Linked DNA regions of Mus musculus: region 2 is linked to region 1. A link is a loop called in an ENCODE intact Hi-C map of the cell type or tissue named here. Cell type or tissue: left cerebral cortex. All regions are shown on one strand. Links, peaks and the distances in the headings refer to the core of each region. The heading gives the core; the rest is flanking DNA.

The links. Hi-C counts contacts between places; a loop is a spot of excess contacts. Peaks named below come from ENCODE experiments on the same cell type or tissue, not always from the same donor. Only the 100,000 strongest peaks of a DNase experiment are listed, where the experiment ranks them.
Region 2: it touches region 1 in a loop (4-fold over the local background); 5 of 42 quality-filtered maps call a loop at or near these places.

Annotation. Positions count from the first base shown.
Region 1 is chr5:137,525,662-137,533,977 of GRCm38, reverse strand. Gigyf1 (GRB10 interacting GYF protein 1) reads right to left here. Exons shown (of 24, transcript NM_031408.2): 24 at 6,043-8,316. The coding sequence ends at 8,274. It overlaps Gnb2 (guanine nucleotide binding protein (G protein), beta 2), which reads left to right and starts at 672. Exons shown (of 10, transcript NM_010312.5): 1 at 672-839; 2 at 3,138-3,283; 3 at 3,542-3,580; 4 at 3,688-3,794; 5 at 4,069-4,132; 6 at 4,213-4,375; 7 at 4,469-4,535; 8 at 4,773-4,974; 9 at 5,071-5,287; 10 at 5,369-5,851. The coding sequence starts at 3,227. The coding sequence ends at 5,475. Mir6418 (microRNA 6418) reads left to right here and starts at 4,384; the gene lies at 4,384-4,498. In left cerebral cortex, for the core only: a CTCF peak has its summit at 7,764; DNase peaks (open chromatin) are centred at 4,464, 5,436, 6,045, 7,482 and 10 more places; H3K4me3 peaks cover 4,023 bases; H3K27ac peaks cover 5,457 bases.
Region 2 is chr5:138,163,343-138,171,658 of GRCm38, reverse strand. It overlaps Cops6 (COP9 signalosome subunit 6), which reads right to left. Exons shown (of 10, transcript NM_012002.3): 8 at 8,240-8,316; 9 at 8,050-8,150; 10 at 7,675-7,923. The coding sequence ends at 7,783. It overlaps Mcm7 (minichromosome maintenance complex component 7), which reads left to right. Exons shown (of 15, transcript NM_008568.3): 2 at 1,263-1,342; 3 at 1,935-2,099; 4 at 2,186-2,310; 5 at 2,381-2,561; 6 at 2,712-2,849; 7 at 3,177-3,326; 8 at 3,487-3,601; 9 at 3,687-3,818; 10 at 4,025-4,108; 11 at 4,220-4,613; 12 at 4,893-4,976; 13 at 5,581-5,749; 14 at 6,498-6,607; 15 at 6,739-7,076. The coding sequence ends at 6,940. It overlaps Mir25 (microRNA 25), which reads left to right and starts at 6,255; the gene lies at 6,255-6,338. It overlaps Mir93 (microRNA 93), which reads left to right and starts at 6,049; the gene lies at 6,049-6,136. It also overlaps Mir106b. In left cerebral cortex, for the core only: a CTCF peak has its summit at 535; DNase peaks (open chromatin) are centred at 456 and 3,349; H3K4me3 peaks cover 1,170 bases; H3K27ac peaks cover 658 bases.

The DNA of each region.
Region 1 (8,316 bases), core at 279-8,278:
AAGCAGGAGGATTATCAGTTTAGGGTCATCCTGGGCTACGTGGTGGGCTCCTGAAACTCTATCATAAAACAAAAACCTTTAAGTATGCAAATCAATAAATATGGACTGTTGCTGCGGCGGTATGAGGCCTAGTCTAGGAAGCCTACAACCCCTCACAGTGCTGCGCTTGAAGAACTGTCTGGGTGTAATTCCCTCTAACTTGCATTTTATGGGATTCTAGTGGTCACCAACCACTCGCTGTCTTTTTCTGCCCCACTGTCCTGCACTGGTTTAGACTTCCCTAGTTCCGCCTCCGGGAAGGGAGTGGCCTCACCAGGGGGCGTGGCCAACCCGAGAATTGGGCCTTCTTGCCTCCAGTCTGGAGCCGCCCAATCCGGAGGGGGGGGGGGTTGAAGGAGGTCGATCACGTGACCTGGGATTTTTTTTTTCCCCCCTCCCTTATGCCTATACCACTTCTGCTGTCCCTAGAGAGGATGTCTTGCTCCTTTTCTGGAAATAAACTACGTCGTGTGATCTTTGATGAGTTAGAAAAACGTGGAATTGTGCTTTTATTGTGGCTGAGGCATCTTTTGCTCCTGGAGTGGTGTTTTCGCTTCTAGCCTTCCCCCCCACACACTTGAGTATTTGGTCTCGTCCAGCCTGGCCCTGGGCGCGGCGGCGACGGCCGCGTCACTGGCGGGCGGGATCCCTCCGCTCTGGGGAGAGCTGCGCTGGACGGTTGAGTTGGGGTGACTGAGGAAATCCATCCGCGTCGCCGCCGCTGCCGCCTCCGCCGCGGAGGAAGACAGGACCTCCCGCGCTCCTCCAAGCGACCCCTTGGCAGAGTCCCACCACCTCAGGTACCTCCGCTGATAAAAGGAGTCCTCATCTCCCCCAGCCCCAAATTCCCACGGGTGTGTGTGTGGCAGGGGGAAGCCTCGGTTCCTTCCGTCTCCCGGGTTTGGCTCTTGGGAAACGGACGTAACTCCCAGACCTCCCCTCCCTTCCTCTGGCCCGGTCGTTTCCAAACCCGGAAGGGGAACTGGGGGGGGGGGGGGGACCCTCGGCTTCAATAATGCATGCGCTCCCTGCAATATCAGTGGCAATTATTTTAAAATCTAGACCCCCCTCATCCCAGCCCCGCCTGCCTCTTGATCCCTTAATAGTTGGGGGGCTAAATTCTGGGTTTCTTCTATGTCCTGTCCCGCCCCCTTTCCCCACCACCACCCTGCTGCCTGCCCCTGGGTAACAGCCCTCGTGCCCACTCGTTTCACACCCTTGCTTGCATTAGCCTTGCAGAACTCCAGAATCCTAGGAGATCCAGTTAAGGCCTCAAGGCCACCCTTGTCTTCGTCTCCACCCTACTGCCCCTTGATTCGGGCTCTGGCAGTGTTTTCTCAGTCCCGACCCCTAAGCTGGAGATCTCAGCACCTTATTCTTTTTACAAATCCTTACCCAGGTCTGGCACCTAGTCGCCTGTCCCCTTCGTCCAGCTTTCTTTTGGGCAAAATGGAGGTCCTACGAGCTGAAGGGCCTGGCCCACTGCACTTCGCAGCACGGCCAGCCCGCGCCGTCCAGCTGCCAGATCTGAGGACCCTCTCTTTCCTCCTCTCACACCTGCGGAGGCGGTGGCACCCTTTTTTTTGGAGGGGGGGCTATGGTTGCTTTATCCCTAGAATCGAGGAGCTGCTGAGGGAACGTTGGAGGGTAATGGGGATCTAAGGGCTGGGAGCATGGCCCCCGACCCAGTGTCTTCTTCCTGGCCTGTTTTCCTTCTGCCCCAGGCCTGTGTCATTGAGGCCAGGCCTGGGCTGCTGTCAGCTGGAAGGAAGGGGCTTTTGTTCACAGCTGGAGTGGGGTGGTAGCTATGTCGTTGCCCCCTCCCTCATTTTGGAGGGGCATCCTCTGGCACTGGCGCAGAAAGCTGAACTTACGGAGGGGAAATATCTTCGGGGAAGAGGAACGCCCAGTGTCTGGGGGAAGTGGGAGCTGGGTGGGGGACGCCTGGGTCGCCAGAGTGCAGTGTACACGGCCAGATCGCACAGGTGTCCCGGGAAGGCAGGACGTCGGAGGCTGGAGTGGTGCCAGCTAGGCCTCGGGGGCTGCTGAGCACAGAGCTGGGCTCTAGGGGTGCCTAGGGGCATCGGGCCGAGCCGCCTGGGGCCGCTCGCCGGCGCCTGGGAGAGAGCAGCTCCGCGCCCCGGGGCCAGGGGCCTCTCTTCGGAGCCCTAATTACTTCTGAGAGGCTCCCACGGGCTTTGTGCGGGCGCAGCGGGGCGGGCGACCTCGGCGCTGAAGGGAGCTGGCGGCTTGGGGGTTTGCCTTCCCCGCTACTCTCGCACTGACCAGCAGCTAATGGGGTGCAGCCGGCCCGGAATGGGGATTATCCCGGGTTGAGCCGTCCCGAACCTATTAGTGCTCAATCGGCTTTTCCCAAATCCTGTAAACAGCCACCCTGGCCGGTTCTGGGTAAGAGGCGGGAGTCTAGGTCGGGCGGGGGCGATGGGGGCCGGGGGTGGGGTCACCCACCCTACAGGTCTCTGCCGCGGATGCGGTTGCCTTGGCAACGAGGCTAGGGTGGGGGCACTTCACCAATGAGGTGCTCTTAGTCCGGGTGACGGTTGCCTAGGCAACCCCACGAACAGCCTAGCTTCTCCCCTCATCCTCCCCCCCCCCCATCACCACCTCTGTCTTAGCTGGGGGTGTGTGTGGAGGGTGTGCGGTATGTGGGGGTGAATTTAAAGAGGTACCGCCCCTTTTTAAAATTAGGTGCTGGGAGGGCGGCGCCTTGTGCGGGCTGGGGCGAACGCCAGGTCTGTTTTCGAAGGGACTCCCCCCCCCCCCATCCCCAGTTCCTGCCGCCCTAGTGTCCCGCCCGGGCTGCTGTCCGAGGGAGGGGTTTCCCCTGCTCTTCCTCTTGCACTTCCCACTCCGTTTCCGGGGGCCCTGAAGGAAGATTGGGGAAGTCGTTTGTTCCTTGGCAACGCAACGTCTTTCGGTGCCGGAGACCCCAACCTTCCCTGGGTACCACGTCCTCTGTTCCCCCTGCCTAGCAGATCCTTTCCTGGCCGTGCGCTTCCACCCCGCCTTTCCCTGCCGCTTCCCGGGCCGTCTTGGGACCTGACGTCAGCCTTGCATTCTCCCCCCCAACCCCCCAGGCCTCGGGCCAGCGGCCAGGAGCTGCCTCCCCCAGCCCCCGTCCCGCGGCCCCCAGCCGCCCCCAACCCCGCCCCACGGGCCCGGCGCCATGAGTGAGCTGGAGCAACTGAGACAGGAGGCCGAGCAGCTCCGGAACCAGATCCGGGTGAGGGCCTGGTGGCTGTGATGGGGAGGCCGAGCCCAGCCAGGCGTGGCTTGAGTGTGCTGCTTCCCTTTGACCTGAGTAGAATGGGTTGCCTGTGGCCGGTGTGTGTCTGTCTGTTGCAGGGTGGGAGGAGAAAGGGAGTCCTGGTCTCCAAATGTCTCCCGGCTCATCTTCCCCTTGTCTCCTGTTTTCTTCACTCTTTCCTCACCTCTTTGCACTTCTCTCCTTTCCCTCTCTTGCACTGCCCATCATTTACAGGACGCCAGAAAAGCATGCGGGGATTCCACACTGACCCAGGTGAGGTGACTACAGAGCTACCCTGGGGCACTGAAGAATGGGAGGTGTTGGATGGTCTTCTGTTGCTTGGGTCTCTATGTACCACCTCAGTCGCTCCGTTGTTCCAGATCACAGCTGGGCTGGACCCAGTGGGGCGAATTCAGATGAGAACACGGAGGACCCTCCGTGGACACCTGGCAAAAATCTATGCCATGCACTGGGGGACAGACTCAAGGTGCGTGGGTGGCCCCTGCTTTAGTATGTCTAGGTTCTGGGGTGATTTTATATAATGGGCAGAATGATAGTACAGGGTGTGGGGAGGACTCTCAGGTCTGGGGGGAGAATCTGTCAGTAATTTGGGAAGACTGATTCCCAGTATCCTTGGAAGACCAGGGATCCAGGATCATCCTGAGAGGATTTGGGGGAATGCCTCTAAAAAGCTTCTCTAGCCAGGGAGGGTTAGGGGGCCTCTCTTCCACACCCTGAGCTGTCTGCCACTGGCCCGCCAGGCTGCTGGTCAGCGCCTCCCAGGACGGAAAGCTCATCATTTGGGACAGCTACACCACTAACAAGGTAAAGCGGGTACCCAAGGTGGGTGGGGCAGGGCTGTCAGGCCCTGGCTGACTCTGACTCAGGGTGCTGCTCTCCTCTAGGTCCACGCCATCCCTCTGCGTTCCTCCTGGGTCATGACCTGTGCCTACGCCCCCTCAGGGAACTTTGTGGCCTGTGGGGGTTTGGACAACATCTGCTCCATCTATAGTCTCAAGACCCGAGAGGGCAATGTCAGGGTCAGCAGAGAGCTGCCTGGCCACACTGGTGAGTGGAGCCAGAAGAGGCAAGAACACGGTCAGGGGAAGGGAAGAGATGCACTGTCCTCTAAAATGCCTGACTGCAACCTCCTTTCTCCAGGGTACCTGTCATGCTGCCGCTTCCTGGACGACAACCAAATCATCACCAGCTCTGGGGACACCACCTGGTGAGGCTCTGCCGTGCTGGCTCCCTGCCTTCGGGGGATCCAGGGCCCAGCAGGTGGCAGGCACACTTCTGAGCACCTAGTCTTCCCCTCTGCATGGTGGCCAAGTGGCTCCCCCACTATTTCGGGTTCTTGGCCCTCTTTCTAGAGGGCCCCGTCAGGGTTGGGCTCATACAGTAGTTAAGCCAGGGTTTCTGTCCTCTAGTCCTTTCCTAATCCTTCCTCCTGTTGCCTCTCCAGTGCCCTGTGGGACATTGAGACAGGCCAGCAGACGGTGGGGTTTGCTGGACACAGTGGGGATGTGATGTCCCTGTCACTGGCCCCCGATGGCCGCACCTTTGTGTCAGGTGCCTGTGACGCCTCCATCAAGCTGTGGGATGTTCGGGATTCCATGTGCCGACAGACATTCATAGGTCACGAGTCGGACATCAATGCCGTGGCTGTAAGTCAGGAGGAGTATGGTGAGCTGCCTGCCCCCTGTATCCCACACCCCTGGCTTTGCCTCACACTCTTATCATCTCTGGCCCAAATCTTGCAGTTCTTCCCCAATGGCTATGCCTTCACCACGGGATCAGATGACGCCACTTGTCGCCTCTTTGACCTGCGGGCTGATCAGGAGCTGCTCATGTATTCCCACGACAACATCATCTGCGGCATCACCTCGGTTGCCTTCTCGCGCAGCGGCCGGCTGCTGCTCGCTGGCTACGACGACTTCAACTGCAACATCTGGGATGCCATGAAGGGTGACCGTGCAGGTGAGGACTCTGGGCCCACAGAAGGCAGAGATGGGAAGTGTGGGCCAGACCGGTTCCTACATCCTTCCCTTTGTTCTCCAGGTGTCCTCGCTGGCCATGATAACCGTGTGAGCTGCCTTGGGGTCACAGATGATGGAATGGCCGTGGCTACAGGCTCCTGGGACTCCTTCCTCAAGATCTGGAACTAACCTCCCCAACCCCAGATGGGCCCAGGCAGGGAGCAGCCCTGCCCATGCCCACACTACAGGCCCGGAGCTTTGGGGCTGGGTACATGTGCCAAGCCTCCCTCCCTGGGCTACAGGGCCTCCGGTCCTGCTCCCATACCCAGGTTTGGTTCCTCTAGGGGGGGGCCCCCACTGTGGAGATAAAAGTCGGGGATGGAATGGGGGAAGAGGAAGGGCAGGAAAGCCCTCACCCTTTGCTGCCCTGGGGCCATGGCCTCACCCCTCTGGAGGGCCAGAGGCAGGAGGTGGAAACTCCAGGGGCTGGCTTTTTTAACTGGTTTTATTTTAATTTTTATTATATTTTCAGTTTTTCCATAAAGGAACCACTTCCAACTCTGTACCTAGTCTCCTTGCTTACTGTCCCCCTTTCTCCAGAAAGCAGACAGGCAGTGGGTATTGGGCTCCTCTAAGCGATAGCAGGTACCCCATTCTTGCTCTACATGAGGCTGAGTCCAGCATTTCCCAGATGCACCCCACCACCACCACTGTGCCCTTACCCCAGCTCAGTCATGGAAAAGCTGGCAGACAAGGTAGACTGGGAGAACACACCAAGTTTTATTGGGAGTATTTACAAGAGTGGGTATTAGGGAAGTCACACAGGGTAGAGGTAGGGTAAACTGGGATACACAGGACACCCACACTACCCTGAACCCCAAGGGGGTAGGGTGGGGCAGTGGGGCCCTGTAAGACTGGGATGGGGAAAGGATTAAGATGGGGGGGGGGGGTCTGAGTCCCTGGGCTGGGGCTCAGGGCTTGTAAACATTGGCCACTCTCAGAGGGGATGGGGTGGGAGAGGCCCCACACTTCCTCACAGGGTTAAGGCCTCTCCAGGCTCATGGGCCCCCAAGTTCAGTCTCTTTAGCTGGGGGGAGGGGTAGGAAGAGACAAGTGCCCTCCCTCCCCCTGCATTGGCTGTGGCAGGGGCAGGGTAGGTTACATTCAGTCACAACAGGAGTCTCTCCCATCCCTCCAATGCCACCACAATGGCAAGAGGGAAAGGGAGCTGGGGGGCCAGCAGCAGCAAGACGTTTCCCCCTGGCCCATCACCCCCTTATTGCTTTAGAGAGAATATTGTCTTTTCACAGACGCTAACACTGTCAAAACCAGGGAGAAGCAGGTGGAGGGGCCCTTCCACCCAAAGCCAGCCTGATCCCCAACACTGACCCAGTTGCCACTTTGGTGCAAAAAAAAAAAAAAAGAAAAAAAAGAAAAAAAAAAAGTGGAAAGGAAAACAAAAGGTCACCTCTGTGGGGATGGATGGGAAAGAAGAACCTGGGGCCACTCCCTACTTCCCCAGGACAGAAACTAGAAATACATTCATGGAGGAGGCAGTGGCAGGCTCGCTCGCTAGCCCTAATACTGCATTCTGAGCAATGAGGTCGATGGGAGAGTCACTAACACAGTATATTAAAAAGAAAGGGGGGGGGGGGGGCAAACAACAATGAAGACAAGCATGGGCAGGGCGGGAGGGCTAGGAGTGAGGTCGGCGAGCAACAGGCAAGGCAGCCCCCAGCCAGGACACAGGCGCTCTCGACCTCCAGCCTTACACCCAACACAAAAAACATCAAGGAGAGGGGCTGCTCACTCCTCTCCCATTTGGTCAATGGAGGGGTCAGGTACGGAGCTGTGGTCTGCTTCCCACACAGCTGGCTGCTGATCAGGGGGTTCTCACCACGGGGCCCCCCTAGGTTCCGCCCCAAGCCACTCCTTCGGTGTCCTTCCCTCACAAGCAAGGCCTCGGCCATGATAAAAGGAGGGGTGTTCTCCAGCTCCTGGAGGAAGGGCTGAGTCCCTTCTCAGAGGGGGTGAGACGGGCTTGGGGGCCAGAAAATACATTCATGTGGCAAAGGCAGGGAGCTGGGGCTTTCAGTGTCACACCCAGGCTGTCCCCCGAAATGGCAGCAGTGGGGGTCAGCCCCTCAGCAGGCCTGAGTTCAGAGCCCAGCTGACAGGCTGGCACTGACAGGGCTTTCCCCAGCTCCCTCAGCCAGTGTGGGAGGGCTGTTTCGGGGGTGTGGGGAGAGGGAGCTGAGGCAGCTCATCCAATTTGTGCAACGTTCCTCCCAAAGCAGCTGAGGTAAGGGGCGACTCTGGCCCCTTACCAGGACACCTGCCACAGTAACGGCCACAGGAGCTGATCACAGCAGGTCCAGTGGGCGGGGCTTCTGGAGAGGGCCTCCGCTCGCTCGCTGTGCAAACTGCCAGCACCCAGCTGACAAGTCACCCCAATGACCCACCTTCTGGGGCAGCAGGGTAAGTGCAGCCTCAGGGAAGCCAGGCAGGACAGGTCCATGGGGCCTGGTACCCACTGGCCAAAAATAACAGTGTGATTTTTTTTTTCCTTTCAGCCTAACTTTTTTTTTCATTATTTTTTTTATCTTTTTTTTTTTTTCTAAAAAATAAAAACAAAACAAAACAAAAAACCAAAAACAAACCTCTGTGGACCTTCCAATGTCACACCCATTATTCCCAAAGGGGTGTAGGGGTCTACCGTCTAGCTTTTGGATGATATTTCTGTCTCTCCTAATGTTTAAAATTAAAGAGGAAAAGAAAGGCCCCTCCCCCATCTGTAAAGTGCCTCGTGGCGGGTGAGTTAAGGTGCATCGTGTGGTTTGTAACAAGTGCTGGGGACCCTGCCCCACTCGCTCGCTCGCTCGCTTCCTCCTCTGCTCCCTGTGGGAGCCTGCAGGCTGGAGACCCAAGGGTCCATGCTGCTGCCACCACCCGAGTCTAAGGCCCAGGGGGCAGGTGGGACAGGCTGGTCAGTAGTCATCCACGCTCTCGATCTCACCGGAAGGGCCGTGC
Region 2 (8,316 bases), core at 300-8,299, 640 kb before region 1:
GCTGGAGTCTTGGGGTCGGGCGGGGGAGGGGGAGTGAGCCGGGATCTGTGACTCCGAGGACAGGCGAACTGCGCCTGCAATAAGCAGTGGGCGTCAAGGATGGAGGAAGCAATCCTCCTTGGAAAAGGTGATGTGTTTGTGTTATGGAGAGAACCCAGTGGAGTCCACAAAGGAGGGGCGCGCTCGGTAGAGACCGGGTGACTTGGTTCAATGCATTCAATACGTGACCCAAGGGACTAGGTTACTGGGCCAGCCTCTGCTGCTCGGGGCGCTAGCGAATTCCCGCGTCCACTGGAGACTGGCCGAAGTCCAGAGGCGGGGCTTGCCAGACCGCTACGCGCCGCGATTGGTTGTTTTCGGCCGCCCTCCAAGCGGAAGTAGAGGCGGGCGGAAGTGGCGCTACCCGATCTTGGGACTGTCGTGTGTAAACAGTGTCCTTCCGCGCGGTGGCCTCGGAGATAGCTGCAGTAGGTAGGGGCGTGCCTAGAATTGGGAGGCTAAGCGCCCGGTGGCGAAAGGTGGCAGTGTGGTGGACCCGAATGGCCCTTTGGCGTTCTGGCCAATCCCCGCTCGGCCACCCGTCTCGGGCGGAGGAATCCTGGGCTGTGAGGCGGCTGGAATCTGGGCCCATGTGCTTCTTTGTTTACTAAGAGCGGAAGCAGTGGCGGGAGCCGGGCATGAGTGCAGAGGAGGCCTAGTGGCGGACGTCCTGGCGGGAGCCTAAGAAAAAGAGTTGTACTGGTAGAGCGAGAGCCGAGGACCTTAAGTCGATTGGGAGCGAGCTGAGAGAATTGAAGAAACTGAGATTCCTAATTAAGACAGAGTGTGGAATTCTCTTGGGAAGGTTGGGTAAGACTCTTGTAGCTGCCCGAAGACCTATATTCTTCTCTGTGTAAAAACGGACTTGTGAAAAGGAACACTGCCTACTTTGGGGAGAACTTGGTCGATTTGTTTTCAATGTTCATTTAACTAACTAGTTCATAGGTTTCGTCTTAAGTGAAAGTGGGTTTCTTAGGTTTCTGTTAAGAGTTTGAAATAAAGAATCTAAAAGGAAAGTTGATTGTTTATTTTATTTATTTTTACATTATTTTGTTACATTATTGTGTGTGTGAGATCGCACGGGCATATCATAGTGCTGGACACCCGCAGGACTCTGTTCTCTTCCAACCTGTGGGTGGGCCCTAGGGATTGAACTCTAGTCCTTGGCAGCAGTGGTCTTTACACCTCACTGCAAAGACTTGGTTTTTATTTTATATTTGTAGAAAAAGTTAAGAAGTTCCTCCAAGAGTTTTATTACGAGAATGAGCTTGGAAAGAAGCAGTTCAAGTATGGGACCCAGTTGGTAAGTCTCAGGATTGGTTCTGGGGAGTGGCGTGGCGTGTTAAGAACTTGTATAAGGTTATCTCAAGTCTGGCTATCAGTGAATGACTTGATTCTGATTGTTTTTATACAAAGTTGGGTTTTTGTTTTGTTTTTAGCTTAAGGGTTTTCTTAGATGTTTTAGTCGTGTTTATTCCTATGTGTTTGTGCTCACAGGGGCATGCCATAGCATGTGTAGAGGTCAAAAGGACAATTTGTGGAAGTCTGTTCTCCCACCATGTGTGTTCTAGAGAGCAAATTCAGATCATCTGGCTAGATGGCTATGTCTAACCTGCTGAGCCACCTCATCCATTCCTAGCTCTTAGTTTTTAGGGGTAGTCTTTGTGTGGCTCAGACCACCATCAAGAACACGCTGTGTAGCTACATAGCTGAGGTTGGCTTTGAGCTCCTCACTCTGTTGCCTTCTGAATCCTAAGTGCTGGGATTATAGACATCTACCACCATGATGTACTGCATTCTGTTCTTTCCCCAGTGGTAGGATAGTGACTTTAGAAGAGCTTTTGTGGGTGAGGTGAACTTGACCCTAAAGTGTTAGCATCTCTTCTTTACCTCAGGTTCATCTGGCTCATCGGGAACAAGTGGCACTGTATGTGGACCTGGATGACATAGCTGAAGATGACCCTGAGTTGGTCGACTCAATTTGCGAGAATGCCAAGCGCTACTCAAGACTGTTTGGTGATGTTGTGCAAGAGCTTTTGCCTGAGTACAAGGAGAAGGAGGTAGGTGGCTGGTTTGTTTCTGAGCTCGTCTGCCTCGTGCCCTGTTTTCTTTCTCTGTCCTGCCTCTCGCCTTTTCTTTCTTTTAGGTGGTGAATAAGGATGTCTTAGATGTTTACATTGAACACCGGCTGATGATGGAGCAGCGAAGCAGAGACCCTGGGGCAGTCCGGAACCCCCAAAACCAGTATCCTTCTGAACTCATGCGAAGATTGTGAGTATCTCTGTGGGAAAGGGCGGGGACTTGCTCTCCGGGGACTTGCTGACAAATGTTTCTCTTTTAGTGAGTTGTATTTCCGAGGCCCAAGTAGCAGCAAGCCTCGAGTGATCCGGGAAGTACGAGCTGACTCTGTGGGGAAATTGTTAACTGTGCGTGGCATTGTCACTCGTGTGTCTGAAGTCAAGCCCAGGATGGTGGTGGCCACATACACTTGTGATCAGTGTGGGGCAGAGACCTACCAGCCAGTACGTATACAATTCTATGATGGTGATTTGATACCTCGGGTCGTTTTGACTGATAATATTTCAAGGAGGTCTTAATCCTTATTTTAAAAGACACAGAGCAGAGATGGTTACTGTGGTGATTGTAAGACTTCCTGTTTTCCTTGTTTGTAGATCCAGTCTCCCACTTTCATGCCTCTGATCATGTGCCCCAGCCAGGAGTGCCAGACCAATCGCTCAGGGGGGCGGCTGTACCTACAGACTCGTGGCTCCAAATTTGTTAAATTCCAGGAAATGAAGATTCAAGAGCATGTGAGTTTAGGGGATATGAGTCCTGCAGCTGGTTATGAAATTATAGGAAGAAAGATTGGGAGAGAGGTTTACCTAGAATTTTTTTATATTTGCTCTTAGTCAGAAAATCGGGAGGTGATTTAATTGAAGTTTTTTTCTGGTTCTATTGGGAGGAGGATAAGAAGAACTCAGCTTCCTTCCTGAAGTCATCTAGGTTGGGATGACTGAATCTTACCATCAAATGGGCATCTTCTGGGGTGGTGGTCAGTTGGGTCAGGTCTGCCTCGCTTTTCTCCTTGTCTCATGTGCTCTGTGTCATGCCCTCCCCCACACCTCCCAATCTCCTAGAGTGACCAAGTTCCTGTGGGAAACATCCCTCGTAGCATCACAGTGGTTCTAGAAGGTGAGAACACAAGAATTGCCCAGCCTGGTGACCATGTCAGCGTCACTGGCATCTTCTTGCCAGTCCTGCGCACAGGGTTCCAACAGATGGCACAGGTGAGGGCGTTTTGAATGAGGAAATAGCTGCCTTGCCTCCTCATCCACCCACTCACTCTTCACACCCTTAGAAAATGAAAATCAGTGAGGTGGAACTTGTGGATAAAAAATTCTCAGGGACTCTGGTGATGGGGACTTTAAAGGGAACTCTTGTGTCCAGGGCTTACTCTCAGAAACTTACCTGGAAGCCCACTGGATTGTGAAGATGACAAAGAGTGACGATGATGTCTCTGGGGCCGGAGAGCTGAGCTCAGAGGAGCTGAAGCAGATTGCAGGTGAGGGACCACGAGCTCAAGTTGAGAGTTGAGCTCCATCCTAGATTTTGTCCTGAAGGAAATGCTATGGCTTAATTTTTTGCAGAGGAGGATTTCTATGAGAAGCTGGCCGCTTCTATTGCTCCGGAGATCTATGGACATGAAGATGTGAAGAAGGCGCTGCTGCTGCTTCTGGTGGGTGGTGTGGACCAGTCTCCTCAAGGCATGAAGATCAGAGGTAAGAAGGACAAGAGACTTAGGAGGGAGGGTAAAAAAACATCCCACGAGAGTCTGTAAATGACAAGAGTTGATGATTTACCTTAGTGGTTGTTGTGTCTTAGAAGTAGTCTGGACTTTAAGAAGGGACCAGGTCTCAAGTGCTCTTCTCTGTTGGTGGACAACTTGGGTAAAGAGTATCACTCAGGCTTCCTTCTCATTTGCCAGGAAACATCCACATCTGCCTTATGGGAGACCCTGGTGTGGCCAAATCTCAGCTCCTATCTTACATCGACCGTCTGGCACCGCGAAGTGAGTGTGAACAGGGATGAGGCTTGGTGTTTGGTTGATAAACACTAAGGCCTCTGGAAGGCCTGGGGAAAGCGGTTCCTTTCTTCAGCAGTTTGCTCTTTATCTTTGCAGGTCAGTACACAACAGGCCGTGGCTCCTCTGGTGTAGGGCTCACAGCAGCTGTGTTGAGAGACTCTGTGAGTGGAGAACTGACTTTAGAGGGCGGTGCCCTGGTGCTGGCTGACCAGGGCGTGTGCTGCATTGATGAGTTTGACAAGATGGCCGAGGCTGACCGCACAGCCATCCATGAGGTTATGGAGCAGCAGACCATCTCCATCGCCAAGGCGGGGATTCTCACCACGCTCAATGCCCGATGCTCCATCCTGGCTGCGGCCAATCCTGCCTACGGCCGATATAATCCCCGCCGCAGTCTGGAGCAGAACGTCCAGCTTCCGGCTGCTCTGCTTTCTCGATTCGACCTCCTCTGGCTGATTCAAGACCGGCCCGACAGAGACAATGACCTCCGGTGAATGAAGTAGATGACACCCATAGAGACAGCCCATTTTAGTGACTTTGGGGCAGGGAGGTAAAATCAGAAAGCCACTCAACTTGTCTGTGTGCAGACACCTTAAACACCTTTCCTTGTTTGCAGTTCATATGGAGATAGGTTGGAGCTAAGATCTTGAGGGTTTTCTGGGAGGCCTGTCTGCCATGCTTTGGAGAAGAGGTGGTGCTAAAAGGGGATACTGAGTCAAGATTCTCAGGGTGTTAGAGCTCTAAAGACTGACGCCCGTCTTCTCTCCAGGTTGGCCCAGCACATCACCTATGTCCACCAGCACAGCCGGCAGCCCCCTGCCCAATTTGAACCTTTGGACATGAAACTTATGAGGTAGGAGGGGTGGAGATGGGTATGTCTGGGGAGAGTACTGGTCTGTGGCATTGTCTTATGCCAAGTGTGTCTGGAAAGCATTGAGTCTTGAAAGGACTCATCTGCTTATCTATTTCAGCCTCAAAAGTAGCTGAGCCTGGGTCTCTCTGTAGCCAAGGGATCATCAGAAACTTTTTTTCTGTTTTGGGATGACAGAGCAGCAGGCCTTATATAATCCTAGCTACTCTGAAACCTGAGTCATTTTGGGGATGTCTCCAAAAACTACTTCCCTCCTGTATATAAAGGAACCTCTCTCACTCTCTAAATCCTGTCCGAGGCAGGTCTAGCTTTTTGGCCATAAGTGCTTCCATGGCACAGATGACTCGGGTTTCTAAACTGGTTTTCACATGGTCTCTGAAGTCTGTCAAGGGGTTAAGTTAAATCCTCCCACTACAGGTGCTTTGGTAAATGTCATTCTCCTGAAAAGTTGGAAGTTACTTGAAGTGTCCTGGCAGCCCTGTTTTGGAGAAATCCCTCACTGTCCACGTCAGCATAGAATATTAAGTGGGGAATCTCATAAAGCCTGCCTGCTTTCCCGCTTTCCCATGAACCTTGTTTCCCACAGACGGTACATAGCCATGTGCCACGAGAGACAGCCCACAGTGCCTGAATCTCTGGCTGACTACATCACCGCAGCATATGTGGAGATGAGGCGAGAGGCCCGGGCCAGTAAGGATGCCACCTATACTTCTGCCCGGACCCTGCTGGCCATTCTCCGACTTTCCACTGCTCTGGTGAGTGGTGGGTCCCTGTCAGCTGGAAAGCTGACCCCTGCCTGCCACCTCACCTAATGACCCTCAAGCCGCCTCCTTCCCTCCTACCAGCCCTGCTGGGACTAAAGTGCTGACAGTGCAGATAGTGGTCCTCTCTGTGCTACCGCACTGTGGGTACTTGCTGCTCCAGCAGGGCACGTGCAACGCCCATGGAGGGAAAGGCTGCTTGCTGCTTGAATCCATGAGGGCTAGGACTTGAATTCCTGGTGTCCTAGATATGATCTTAGAAATCTCCATTCTGTCCTCCCCTCTTGGACCTTAGTCATGGGGGCTCCAAAGTGCTGTTCGTGCAGGTAGTGTAATTACCTGACCTACTGCTGAGCTAGCACTTCCCGAGCCCCCAGGACACAACCTCTGATAGTGGCCCTAGCTGAGCGCCCCAGGCTCCATTTGTTTGATGGGGAGCCTAGTGGAGTTCAGAAGGGTCTGGTCTCCCTCACAGGACAGCTGAACACCCACCGGGACTGGCCAGTGTTGAGAGGCGGAGACTTGGGCAATTGCTGGACGCTGCCCTGGGCATTGCACTTGTCTCGGTCTGACAGTGCCGGCCCAACACTGCAGATGTGGGGGGGCAGGGAGGAGTCCCCATTTTTGTTCAATGAGTAGGCAAATGTGGCTTGCCCAGGCTTGAAGCTGGAGCAAAGAAAGATCCTTGACTTCATTCCCCTCCTCCCCTCCTATCCCAATCTTTTCTATGCCTTCCCCTTAGGCTCGACTTCGGATGGTAGACATTGTGGAGAAGGAAGATGTAAATGAAGCCATAAGGTTGATGGAGATGTCGAAGGACTCCCTTCTAGGTGAAAAGGGACAGACAGCTAGGTGAGGATTTTAATGAAGAGTGAGACTGGACCACTGGGCTTATTGACCTGGCTTGCCCTCAGGGTTTTGATGCTGATTGCTGCTACTGTTTGTGGCCTTGCACCTTCACCTTTTCCATCCTTGTCTTTTAGGACCCAGAGGCCAGCAGATGTGATATTTGCCACCATCCGTGAATTGGTGTCACGGGGGCGGAGTGTCCACTTTTCTGAGGCTGAACAGCGCTGCATATCTCGTGGCTTCACACCAGCCCAGTTCCAGGCAGCTCTGGATGAATATGAGGAGCTAAATGTCTGGCAGGTTAATACTTCTCGGACACGGATCACCTTTGTCTGATAGCCAGTTTTTACACCCTCCTGCCTACACCAGAGGGCATGCTGAATGCCCCCTCAAGAAAAAATCTCATTCTCCCATGCTGCACTTTTTTATTCTGCCAATAAAGTGTTTTGATTGCCTCTTGCTTGTTAATAACTCTGTAGAGTTTTTAGTATGCTCTCTCCTCCCCTAGTCTCTAGTACTGACCCTTACTATGTGCTAGTCAATCTGGGAGATAGAAGGCCTTGGGACCACTGTTTCTTGAGATGCTTCCAATTATGGACATTTCGTTTGTTAGACCCCCACATCTAGACGTGATGACACCAGGATGTGAAGGGCAGAAAGTTGCGCCTAGCACAAGGTATGACTTAAGTGGAAGGCCTAAGGATGAGGTACATATCACCCTCCTAGGTACCTTCAGGATATAGAAAAACAAGGACTTGAGATAACCACAATTACAAAGATGGAATTCAGCTTCCCTCCCCTTCCTATTTGAGAAACATTTGCAGTGAAATTAAATTAGCCTGGGAAAGCAATCTTTCTGTGGAGCTGTGACATGAATTGATCACAGAGCACAAAAACTGGAAGCAAGCAGGTCGTCCTATCACATTTTGTCTACTTCAACAAGGGGTCACCTCGAGTCATTAAAAGGTGGGTAGGTGGTCAAAAAATGTGGATTAATGGGTGAAGCTTCCTTAAGAGTCCATGTTGAGAAACCAGTGTGGTGCCTGAGAGGACAAAGCCACTGGAAGGGCTGCTAAGGGGCTGCTCTTTTATTAATGAGTTTCTCTAAAGGGAATGTGGTACTCAGGTCCATGGAACAGCTGTCTGAGCCCCACACACCATCCCTTCCAGAACCATCATCAGAAAAACAGTCCCCGCATTCGCCGGCCAATGCCTTGTCGGTCGTAGAGGACGTTGAACTTGTTCACAAACTGGTTCATTGTGTTGCACGTTTTGGTGATGGTGCCGAGGTAGGCCATGAGCCCCACGTCATTGCATTGCTGGGAGGGAACACAAAGAACCAGTTCCCCAGGGGTCCCTCGTATTAGCCAGTGACACTTGAGTTTCACCTCCTACCTGTGAGGTGGTGTGAGCCCCACCTCCCCATCAAAGGTGTCAACACTCACATCATAAAAGTCTGTCTTGAACTTGTCAGTGCTGAGAACTGGAAGACAGTGACATAGGGCATAGGCCTCCCGCAGGATCTCATGGTTGAAGGGAACCTCTCCTAAGGACACAAGGAGGCTGCACTGATGTGGATGCTGTCACTTTTCCAGGAGAGGAAAAATGTTTCAAAGTGACAGGCACCTCTCCTACCTGCTTCAGAGGCCTTGACATATTCTAAAATGAGCTTCACACGGCTGTGCAGCATCTTGATGGCACTATGCTGAGCT